Regions from separate parts of the Homo sapiens genome. Here region 1 is linked to region 2. The links are chromatin loops, found by intact Hi-C in ENCODE. Cell type or tissue: CD14-positive monocyte. All regions are shown on one strand. Links, peaks and the distances in the headings refer to the core of each region. The heading gives the core; the rest is flanking DNA. Region 1 overlaps HIVEP3 (HIVEP zinc finger 3). Region 2 overlaps HIVEP3 (HIVEP zinc finger 3).

Region 1 (5,367 bases), core at 243-5,242, 74 kb after region 2:
TCCTCATCTTCCCCACATAGTCTAGCCCATCCAAAGCTCTCACACTGCTCCCTCTGGTCTGCACCTGTCATTCCCCACCACATGCCACAGCCTTCCTAGAGGACCATGTCCTCATCTTTTGTTTCCTCTCCATCCCCCATAGGCCCCAGAGGGCCTGGTTCCATGCCAGACCCTTCCATAGAGAAACACTCGGTCAGGGGAATCATTCACTTGTTTAACCAGTATTTATTGCACATGGTTTTGTTATCTATTGCATGTGGTAAATTACCCCATACTTTGCTTCTTAAAGCATTAGACATTTCTGTAGGTTAAGAATTCAGAAGCAGCTTAGCTGAGCAGTTCTTGCTCAAGGTCTGTCATGAGGTTGCAGTCAAGGAGCTGGCCAGGGCTGCAGTCATCTGAAGGCCTGATTGGGGCTGGAAGACTCCCTTTCCAGATGGCTCCCTCACAGGCTTGGCATGTCAAAGCTGATTGTTGGCAGGGGACCTCCATTCTTCCCCACATGGGCATCTCCATAGGCTGTTTGACATGGCAGATGGCTTCCTCCAGCAACTGGGGTCCAAGAGAGAGCAAGGTAGAAGCCACAATCTCTTTATGACCTAGCCATGGAAGTCATGCCTGTCATTCCCACGACATCCTGTTAGTTACATAGGTCAGTTCCATTCAGTGTGAATACTCAGAGATGAGAACCATTTGGAGGCATCTTGAAGCCTGACTACCCCCAGCACCTGCTGTGCATGGGTTGTTTTTTCTGGACTGCTCACCCTGAGTGTTGAGCATAGAAATGCAAAGTTCACAGGTTCACGGGGGCTTACTGGGGCCCTGGGGTGGATTCAGGGGGTCTGCCACTGGGGTAGGCTGTGAAGACTGGCCAGGTTGATGGCTCCGGAGCTGCCTGAGGACAAGGAGAATCCTCAGTATTAGAACCCAGCACCTCTGTCTCTCAAATCAGCCCCTTTATCCAACTTACCCATGCCCCCAACACTCAGTGGCATTTGCATTCTTGACAGCTGTACGCAGTACACCTTTTTCCCGGCAGTCACACTTGTTCAAAGAATGGGCATGTGTCACTCTAGGAGGTAGTGAGTTCCTTGTCCCTAGAGGCACTTGCTGCAGAGCCACTGGTCAGAGACGCCACAGAGGAGAGATTTTAAGAGGTTTCACTCAGCCCTGGGTTTCTGACTTCCCACTTTCTTTGTGATCTGGCTGTGGGAGTTGCGTCCTTGCTCCTCTTCACAAACAAATTCACCCCCCACAGGAAGCCTCAGCTAGTCCCATTAGATCCCCTGAATAGGACCCTGGCCTATGGAAGCTGTCCTCTTGCCCCACCCCCCAGCCTCCCACCTGTGGGGTCTAAGTGCCCGGAATCCTGGCTTCCTGCCCATGCTGCCCACATCCCACTGGGAGCCTTCACCGGATAATCAGGACCATTAGAGGCCTCCTAATGCCACCTGACGTTGGGCCTGTGATGGCCCCCACACCGGCTGCCCATGCATTATTAACGTGCAAAGAGCGTGAGAGAACTGCTTAGATAGATTGCACCCTGGCGCCCCTGGTGCATTAGTTGCTGCATTTGCAGCGTGCCCCTGGTGGCCCATGATGTTCCCCTCCAGGGTCTCCCCCAGCATTGCCAGGCCTGGCTCTGCCCCAGGACTGAGTGCTGATGGGGAGCTGGCTCTTCAGGCACTGGGCATCTGGAGCAGGGTGGGGCTAGGAGCACTGGTGCCAGGGATGCAGGGTTGTGCAGGCCCAGCACTTCCGGGTCAAAGAGGGCAGCAAACTGAAGGATCAGCTCATCTACTCCTCACCCCCTCAGCTCTACAGGGGAGGACACCAAGGCTTGAGGGGAGAAGTGACCTGTTCAAGGCCACAGGTGAGGGGCAGAGGCCCAGGTTCCTGGTTCTCCCTTCATACTGAGTCTTCCTTGAGCTGAATCATGTCAGCTCCTAGAGCCTGGGGTGAGGCCTCTCAAATGGACAAAGAGGAATCCTTTGCAGGAGGAGCCTGCCTAGTCTCTTGAGGGCCCCTGTGAGAAAGGGGGCGAATTCCCACAGGAAGATGAAAGCCCCTTGCTCTGCAGTCACGTTTCCTAAGGTTAAACACGCTCAACCCCGACTAGCTGGAGGACCTTGGCCGACTCACTTTCCCTCTCTTGGCCTTCGTGTCTTCATCTGGAAAACAGGCACAGTATTCCCTGCCCTGCCTTTGTGCCTCCCTTCCTGTCTCCCTCTGTGGGCTGGTGTGAGGATCCAGAGTGGTAGTGGAGGAGAGGGAACCGGAAACTCACATGACACTTCCTGTCGAGAGCAAGAACGCACCTCTTCCCGGCTCCAGCACCTCGCACCTTTCAACACAGAATCAAAGACTGGGCTGGGTTACCTAGAGTTAATTGGAGGTAACTAGAGGAACAAGGACACATGGCTGAAAGGACTGTCACCTTCAGGAGGCCCTGGTCCCAAGCCTAGGGCTGCTACTTACAAGCTGGTGGCCTCGGTCAGGGCCCTTCTCCCTCTCTTCTCTTCACTTTCTCCTTCTGTAAAATGAGTAGGGAGTTGGAAAGGAGGAGTTTAGAATTCCTCTAAGAATATTCCAGCTTTAAAGTCAACGGGGACCCATTCAGAATAAAAAGGTCAGTGACGGATATCAGGCCCTTTGCCAACAGCAAGTTTGGGAACCCTGGGAAACCCGTGGTCCCTGGACATAGAGTTGAGGGAGTGAGGCAGTGACGATGAGCTTTGCCAATCTGAGAACCAGTGCCTTCTCAGTTTCTTGCCAGTTTTGCAGATGAGCAGTTGATTTACAGAGTTGGAGTGAGTTGCCTCAAGTCACAGAGCCAGGGTGAGAGATAGCATGGGCCCAGGTCTGCCCTGTTCTTCACAACATAATGTTGGAAGTAGAGGGAAAGGCAGGGAAAGGGGCTGCCGGTTACTGATCACCCCTGTGCACTGGGCTCTCTGCTTCCCCCAGGATCTCGTTTTATTCCCACAGCCACCTTGGGAGGTGGACTCCCTGAATGGAACCCCTGAGGGTGGCGGAGACAGTAGTCTGATTTCTGGTTGTTCCTGGATGGCTGTGTGTTGGGGGAAGCACGTGGCCAAGGCAGCCTGGGTAACCCCTAGTCCATGTGGGAGATGGTGACTGAGAGCGAGATTGCAGCCACGTGGAGATTGTGGGCAGCAGTGTGGCTGGGACAGCAGCTGCTCTCCCTATGCAAATGAGGCCCTCAGCACCCACCATCCAGCACTGAGCAAACACCCAGCAGAGAAACCCCCTCCTAAACCTCTCTGGGACCCTAGCCTGTGCCTTCTGACACCTTCACCGCAGCAGCTGCCTGTACTCTAAGCCCAGTCCCAGGCCACAGCAGTTCACAAGAACCATGCCCACCCCTTGGGGGAATTCCCGTGTCTGTCTGGAGACAAACTGCAGCCTAGGCAAGTCTGGCTGTAGAAGCTGACCCTAGAAGCCAGCCCTGCATTAAGAGCTGACTGTAGCATCCCCAGTGGCATGCCCGTATCACTTCCAGGGCCAGTCTGAGAACTGTCAGTGGGGCTGTAGATTGAGAACAAGTCTGGCCTCATCCACCCTCTGCAGATCCCAAGCATATCGCCTTTGGCCCCTCCCCTGCACATTTGCTCATGCTGTCCCCTTGGGATTACATTTCACCCCCCCTTACTCCCCCTGCTCTGTCGCCTTGGCAGAACCAGCCCCGCATCCCCTGCCCAGCACTGAGTGCCCCAGGCCTGGGTGCCGTCTATCATTACAGCCTGCTCATGTCCTTGGACTCCAGCTCCCCTCTAGGCTGGGCACTCCCTGGGCTGGGGCTGAGGAATTTGTGCCTGGCTTTGGATTGAGTGTGGTCTCATTTATTCCTTGCAACCTAGAAGACAGATATGCTTATTGTTCTAGCTTTATGGGTGAAGAAAGATACTCAGAGAGGTCAAGTCACTTGCTCAAGGTTGCACAGCTACCAAGTAGGAGAGCTGGGATAAGGAACTGGAGTTGCATGCAGAGTCTGTAATTGGGAATAGACTGGCCCTTATTCAGCCCTTTGTTCCCAGGCCTGACAAAGCCTAGGGTGATTAAGGACCAGCAAGCGTTGATGCATTCTTGTTCAACAATAAGATGGTGGATACTCTCCCTGTCTGTTCCCCAGGTATCCTGAAGGTGCACCCTGCCGCTGTGTGCACAGCCCACCTACCCCAACATGCACCCGTCAGGCCCTGGATGAGGGCATTTGCTCAGGAGATCCTTCCAGCAGTGTGGTGGGCTCAGGATGGTTATACCCATTTTATAGATAGGAAACTGGGTACTAGAGAGGTCTAATAAATGTCCCAGAATGACCCAGCAGGAAGTAGCTGACTACGACTCCAGCCCAGGGCTTGGGGCTCTGTGTCTGGTGCTCCTTCCTAGGCTGGCGGGATGAGGCCATGCTTGCCAAAGTCACCCGGGCTGCCTCTGGCCCAAAGTGACGGAGCAGTTGGTCAGCTAGTCCTCCACCCCGAGGCCTCTGAGAAGAGAGGAAACACCGGTCTGCGGGGGATTCCTCCGGCGGCGCCGCGCCCCTCAGCCACTTCCTCTGGACACTCTCGTTTTCTTTGTCACTTGTTTTAGTTTCTGCTTTTCTTCCCTCGTTCCTTTTTCTCAAGGCCACTTTCATTTCCGTCTGGCAGTGTCCCCCCAGCCCACCCCTACTCCTCTCTGCTCAGCTCCCACTGCCTGCTGCCACTTTGGGATCCCCAGAGGCCTTGCCTGCCTGGGCCACATTTCCCAGCTGGTAGGGGTCAGGCACAGGAAGGGGCTGCCTCCCGGCTTCATCCCTCGTGGTGGGGAAGCTGAGGTGGCTGTCAGATCGCCCTAGGATCCCAAGCAGCCCCAGGTTCCCTGCTTAGCCTCTCTGGGCCCCAGGCTCTTTCTCATCTATGAGATGGGAGGAAGTCCACCCTCAGAGAGTGTGAGGAGAGAAGGAGATGACACACGTGAAGCTCCAGTAACTAGCACATAGAAAAACCCAGTGAACACCAGCTCTGCATCTCCGGACCTGCCTGTGAGTTCAGTCTTCTGTGCCTGCAGTCTTCTCCCCCAACACTGGGCGCCCACACCTGGCCAAAGGCAGACCTCGCCATCTGTGCCTCCCGCGCTGAGACACCAAAGCCTGTAGAAAGGTGGTTCTGAGAAAGGAAGAGAGGATTATCACTTACGCCCTCTGGAGTCCATATGTACAGCCCTCTACCACAGCAAGAGCCCCTGCCCCCATGCCCAGCACAGAGGCATCATTTTCCCTGCAGACTGCCAGCCACCAGGCACTCAACACTCAGGGTAGGGCAGCCCTCCATTGTTCGACAGCTCTGCCTTTTTTAAGAAAGTTCT
Region 2 (5,367 bases), core at 109-5,108:
AAGGTGGCCTGAGAGACACAAATCAGACCCCCAAAAGAGGTGCTCTCCATCAGGATGGAAGGGCTGCTTTTGTGAAGAGGTGGGTCAGAAATCTTTCTCCTTCCCGTCCATTCATAGCTTATGCCTTATTCCCTTCTCTCTGGCTCTTGTTCTCATTTTAAAATGGAAGAACACAAGGTCTACAAAGAGGACTCCAGCTCTTGGTCACGTATCCTCTTGCCTGGGATGCAGTGATTTATTCAACATTATCCCTGTGCCAGCTTCGTCCTCACTGCAACCCTAAGAGGTGGTGTCATTATCATCTCCCACGCACACGCATGTAAACGAGGGGCAGAGGGAGAGCCCCCAGCTTGCCCAAGGCCATTTGAACCCAGACCCTAGCAGCCTCTGTTGTCCTGCCTTCCTCATTCCATGGAAGGGCACGTGTAGATACCAGTGGCCACTTTGATTTAAAGGCCTCAGGCCAAGTGGGTTCTCAATTGGAATATTAAAAATTGTTTCATGTAGTTGATTTTTTATTTTTAAATTTGTCTTGAGAGGGAGTCTTACTCTGTTGCCTAGGCTAGAATGCAGTGGCATAATCTCGGCTCCTGGCAACTTCCGCCTCCTGGGTTCAAGCAATTCTCCTGCCTCAGTCTCCCGAGTAGCTGGGATTATAGGCACGCACCACCAAGCTTGGCTAATTTTTGTATTTTCAGTAGAGATGGGGTTTCCCCATGTTGGCCAGGCTGGTCTCGAACTTCTGACCTCAGGCGATGTGCCCGCCTCAGCCTCCCAAAGTGCTGAGATTACAGGTGTGAGCCACCGCGCCCGGCCATTTCATGTAGTTTAATTGTCTGTACACTGTAAAGCCAGGGTAATGATTGGCCTCATGGGTCATGTGCACTTGCCTACCGGGAAAGTAGGCTTTGTTTTCTCCTAGAAGCTTCTTGCAGAATTAGCTCTTGTCTTCTGAGTATATATTTTTTTTCCTGTAACTACTTACCAGGATTTAAAAATGTGTGTATACACAGTGGGTGAGGGAGTGAGGATAGGAGATGCTCTAAAACAATCTAGCATGTGAGTAACTCCTCTAATCCACTTGCTCTGACCAGCCTATTGGAGGGTCAGCATGAGTCTGCCACAATTAAATACATGTAGATTTTTCTAGATAGTCGTAGAGGATAAATTGTTATGAATCAAGCCATATTTTAAATGGTTCCAGTGATGCAGATGACTTTGACATCTGCAGTGAATGATTTGATAATCTAAGGAAATCTAAATCCCTTCCCTCTCTCTCCTTTTCTCTCTTTCACATAAAAACTCTTTTTCATGTCTTGGGTGACCTTAGGGAGATAAGCCTTCTGTATCAGTTCTGCCACTCAATAGTACATGACCTTGAATGAGCACCTGGTGGTGGCTAGCTCCAGTTGCTTCAGCTGTAAAATGGGCACAGCCAGCCTTATCTGGCAGGTTTGTCTTGAGGATTAAACAAGCCCGTGTGCCTGCAGCACTGGGCAGATTTTGGCAGAGGGCGGGCTTTTAGCTTTCACACAGGAACCTTCTGTCGGTTGGTGGGGAGAGCCATGAAAACAGTAAAATACAGAACTGTGGGTGAGTGTGAATCCAGGCAGGTACAGGCAGGGGCTGTGGGACCACTGGGGAGGGAAGCCCACCTTTGTGGAGTCGTTAGGCAGAAATCGGAGGTGGGGACATTCGAAGTGGGTTTTACAGAGTAAGTAGGAGCTGTTTGCTCAGTTATTTATGTATACCTCACTTTATTCCAAATAAAGATTTGAGATCATATACATTCTACATTAAGGTAAAATAAATTTAATAAAGAAATAATATGCAAGGGAAAATAAGAGGAGAAACTAAAATAAAGCCATGGACAGGTTAGGACATAAACCTGCTAGAGGTGATGAACAGGTTTGGCACTGTGCTTCCTAACAATGAAGACAAAAAGGGAACATAATCGATAGGCGGTTCTTAGTCATCATGTCCAGAGGATTAAAAATGCACCCAGTGCCCAGGATGTGCACAGCTTTCCCTGGGGCTAAGACCTAAGATACATTTTCCCCGTGATCCCTCAACAAGGGGAGTTTGTGTGACATAGTCCTTAGCAACATTGCTGTTCTAACCATGTCATTCCAGTATGATTGCTTCTGAGGAGAGTGTACCAGGCAAGGAACACTGTTCTTGGCAGAGGGGACAGCATGAGTCCAGCTTCACGTGGAGGGAATGTCTGCAGGCCTATTGTCAGTGTGGCTCTTGGACCATGTGGCCCAGTGGGGCCTCTGGGTACCTATGGAAGCAGTTTTGGGGTGAGTGGCATGGCACCAGGTGAGGGGCCACAGGAAAAGCAATGCTGGGGTGTGGAAGACTCACTTTGCAGACATGTCAGGGCCAATCCTGTTAGGACATGACAGGAATCAAGGCTTCTGTGGCCCTTGCAGTTGGGGTCATTAGTAGCTGGATCAGAGACTGAGAAGGTGGGGCCTTGGCAGTGCAGGAAGCATGATTGGCTGGGCTGCCTGCTGGTCTTGGGCCCCAGAGGCTGGTCACCTTTATAAAGACATTGCAAGACTTTTTCGCCTGTGAAATTTAAAGCAACAATAACAACACATACTCCGCAGCCTGTCAGGAAGCCATGTGAGAAAGCTGAGCTGCCCCACTGTCAGAGCCTCATATTTTGGGGTTTTTGTCTGTTCTATTTTTGAGGCTGGTAAACTGGTTTCCTGTTTGTTGCAAAATGGGTGGTTGTTGCTGTCTGTGCCTGCCTTGGCTTTGGCCAGGCCTGGAGGGAGGTGGCCTCACCAGCCTAGGCCCATCCTTCTGCCTTGGGCCAGTTCCCTTCTGTACAAATGCCAAAGAGGAACCCAGCATTGCCAGGGGCAGGGAGTGGGGGCACCCTGCCAGCTGCTTCCTAGGGTTTCTGAGCGTGTTTGAAGTCATCATACTCACTTTGGCAATGCCTCTCTCTGGGAGGACTAGCTTCATGTCACTAAAAGTGGACACATTTTATACTCAGAGGTCAAATTAGCAACTCAGTAAGAGCAGGGGGATGGGACTGGGAAGAAAGAACCATCTGTCATTGTAAGGACAGAAGGGAGGAAGAGAGAAAAACCCATGTTAATTGATACTTGCTATGTGACTGTCATTTTCACAACTTGTATCTCATTTAATTGTTACATGTCATTCCCATTTTACAGGTAAGAAGCCTGAGGCTCAGAAACAGTAAGTCGACTAGAATCATTTGCTCAGGATGTTGGCACTTTGGCAATGCCTTGGAGAGCAAGTTCAGCATTCCTCTCCTATTCCCACCCTCCATCACCTTTTTATTGAAGATGAAAGCCAAAAAAAGAAAAAAGCTTGGGGCCAGGTGCAATGGTTCATGCCAGTAATCCCAGCATTTTAGGAGGCTGAGGTAGGAGGACTGCTTGAGCCCAGGAGTTTGAGACTAGCCTGGGCAATATCAGGAGACCCCCATCTCTATGAAAAATAAAAAGTTAGCCAGGTGTGGTGACACATGCCTGTGGCCCCAACTACTCGGGAGGCTGAGTCGGGAGGATCTCTTGAGCCCAGGAAGTTGAGACTGCAGTGAGCTGAGATGGCGCCACTGCACACCAGCCTGAGCAACAGAGCAAGACTCTGTCTCCAAAAACAAAAACAAAAAGCTTGGAAAAACTCCCAAAGCTAGGTAGTAGCTGAGTCTGAAAGTTACTTAACTAGTGGTTTCTAGTCTACTGCTTTTCCAAACTGCCTTAGATGCTTTCTAAACTGGCAGGGACATGATACCAGTCCAGCATTGAGCAGAGTTTGAACTTGTGGCTAGGCAAGCCAGGCCCAGCCGCCATGGCATTTACATTTGGACACCTTGCTTCTCTCCCAGAGCAGCTGGATAGTGGTGTCCCAGTAGGACCTGTGGGCCAAGGGTATGCCTCTCCCCTGCCCCCCACTCCTTGACATACCAGCTTCAGATCCTGCAATTCCCTCATTGTCTTTTGGGGTCAAAGCAACGAAGGCCCTTCTAAAAGCATGGGTCTGTTTCATTGGCTGATTATTTCCTCTCATCAGTGGTTTTTGGTGGATTCAACCTGCTCCTGGACCCCTAGGGGCATTTTTTTTTTATCTTATTTTATTTTTTTCAGATGGAGTCTCACTCTGTGCCCCAGGCCGGAGTGCAGTGGCGAGATCTCGGCTCACTGCAAGCTCCGCCTCCCGGGTTCACACATTCTCCTGCCTCAGCCTCCCGAGTAGCTGGGACTACAGGCGCATGCTGCCATGCCCAGCTGATTCCCTAGGGGCATTATTATAAGGAGAACTGATATCTATTTTCACATGTGTATTTTCTCAATCAACAGATGCTAAAAGTATCAGTAATTTCTTGTAAGAGTCTTAAAATTACCAAGGCTGGAACTACTACCTGGGGGGCATTCTCAGGTCTTAGTAGCTCTTCTCAAATGATTAGTATTCCCAATTAACTCAACCTAGGGCTGGGTGCAGGAGGGAGTAGAGAGATAAGAAAACCCATCAGCCTAGGTGGCATGGCCTTGAGGAACCTTGGAAAGGGAAGAAGGGAGACCAGATTGAAGGGAGGAATTACCTGGGGCAAGGGAGGGGGATGTTGCTCTTATGCTATCCCTTTGCTACTCCCTCAACCTTAATAATATCTTCACTTAATCTCTTCCTGCAGGGACCTCTCTTCCTTCCAGGCTCAGCACAGAGGGTCCTTCAGCAAAAAGCCTTGCATCTTCTTCTTTTCTGGGCCCTAATAAGCCCACGGTTACACTGCCTGTCTTCTGACCTCCCTTCATCGTACCTGCTTTTAAGTCCTTTGTGACTTTATTTAACTCCACTTAGTAATTGTAGCTCCTTGTGGGTAAAAGATAGCATTAATTGTAGTTTGTTCTCTGCACAGTCATGGTTCAGGGCCAGATAATGTAGACGAAAGGGAGGGAGGGAGTTTAGGTAGGCAGGTAACGAATTCCTTCCTTTGTCTCAGGGTAATAGGCCCTGTCTGGAACATTATGGGAGAAGCAGGAAGGGCATATCCTAGCCCATCTCTATGTGGGAGGCATCTGATCACTTGCATTTCTGATACCCTTGGTACTTTGCATATATAGTGAAAGGGGCACCTGCCTTGCTCTTGCATTTTCTATAGCAAGGGGACTTCCCACATCCTCTATCACTGGACACATTTGAGTTCCCTGCTGGCTTCTGAGCCTTCCCTTCTGTTTCATTATCTATTGCTGGCTTAACAGACTACACTCAAACTCTGTAGCTTAAAATCATGATTTATTATTTCTCACAATTCTGGCTGGGTGGTTCTCTGCTGGTCTTGGCTGGGCTCACTCCTGCAGCTGCATTCAGCTGGTGGTGGGGCTG

The links. Peaks named below come from ENCODE experiments on the same cell type or tissue, not always from the same donor. Only the 100,000 strongest peaks of a DNase experiment are listed, where the experiment ranks them.
Region 1: a loop joins it to region 2, with 2.3 times the contacts of the local background. A loop is called at or near these places in 6 of 110 quality-filtered maps.

The regions. Positions count from the first base shown.
Region 1 is chr1:41,726,786-41,732,152 of GRCh38, reverse strand. All of the region lies in intron 1 of HIVEP3 (HIVEP zinc finger 3), which reads left to right. Among named protein-coding and RNA genes, the nearest start is that of HIVEP3, 190 kb to the left of the region's middle. RefSeq lists an enhancer at 3,727-3,796. In CD14-positive monocyte, for the core only: a CTCF peak has its summit at 5,237 (motif pointing left); DNase peaks (open chromatin) are centred at 3,152, 3,392, 4,522, 4,942 and 1 weaker place; H3K4me3 peaks cover 1,568 bases; H3K27ac peaks cover 4,176 bases.
Region 2 is chr1:41,800,504-41,805,870 of GRCh38, reverse strand. All of the region lies in intron 1 of HIVEP3 (HIVEP zinc finger 3), which reads left to right. Among named protein-coding and RNA genes, the nearest start is that of HIVEP3, 120 kb to the left of the region's middle. RefSeq lists an enhancer at 1,326-1,385. In CD14-positive monocyte, for the core only: no CTCF peak of the experiment used is centred there; a DNase peak (open chromatin) is centred at 2,830; H3K4me3 peaks cover 832 bases; H3K27ac peaks cover 3,091 bases.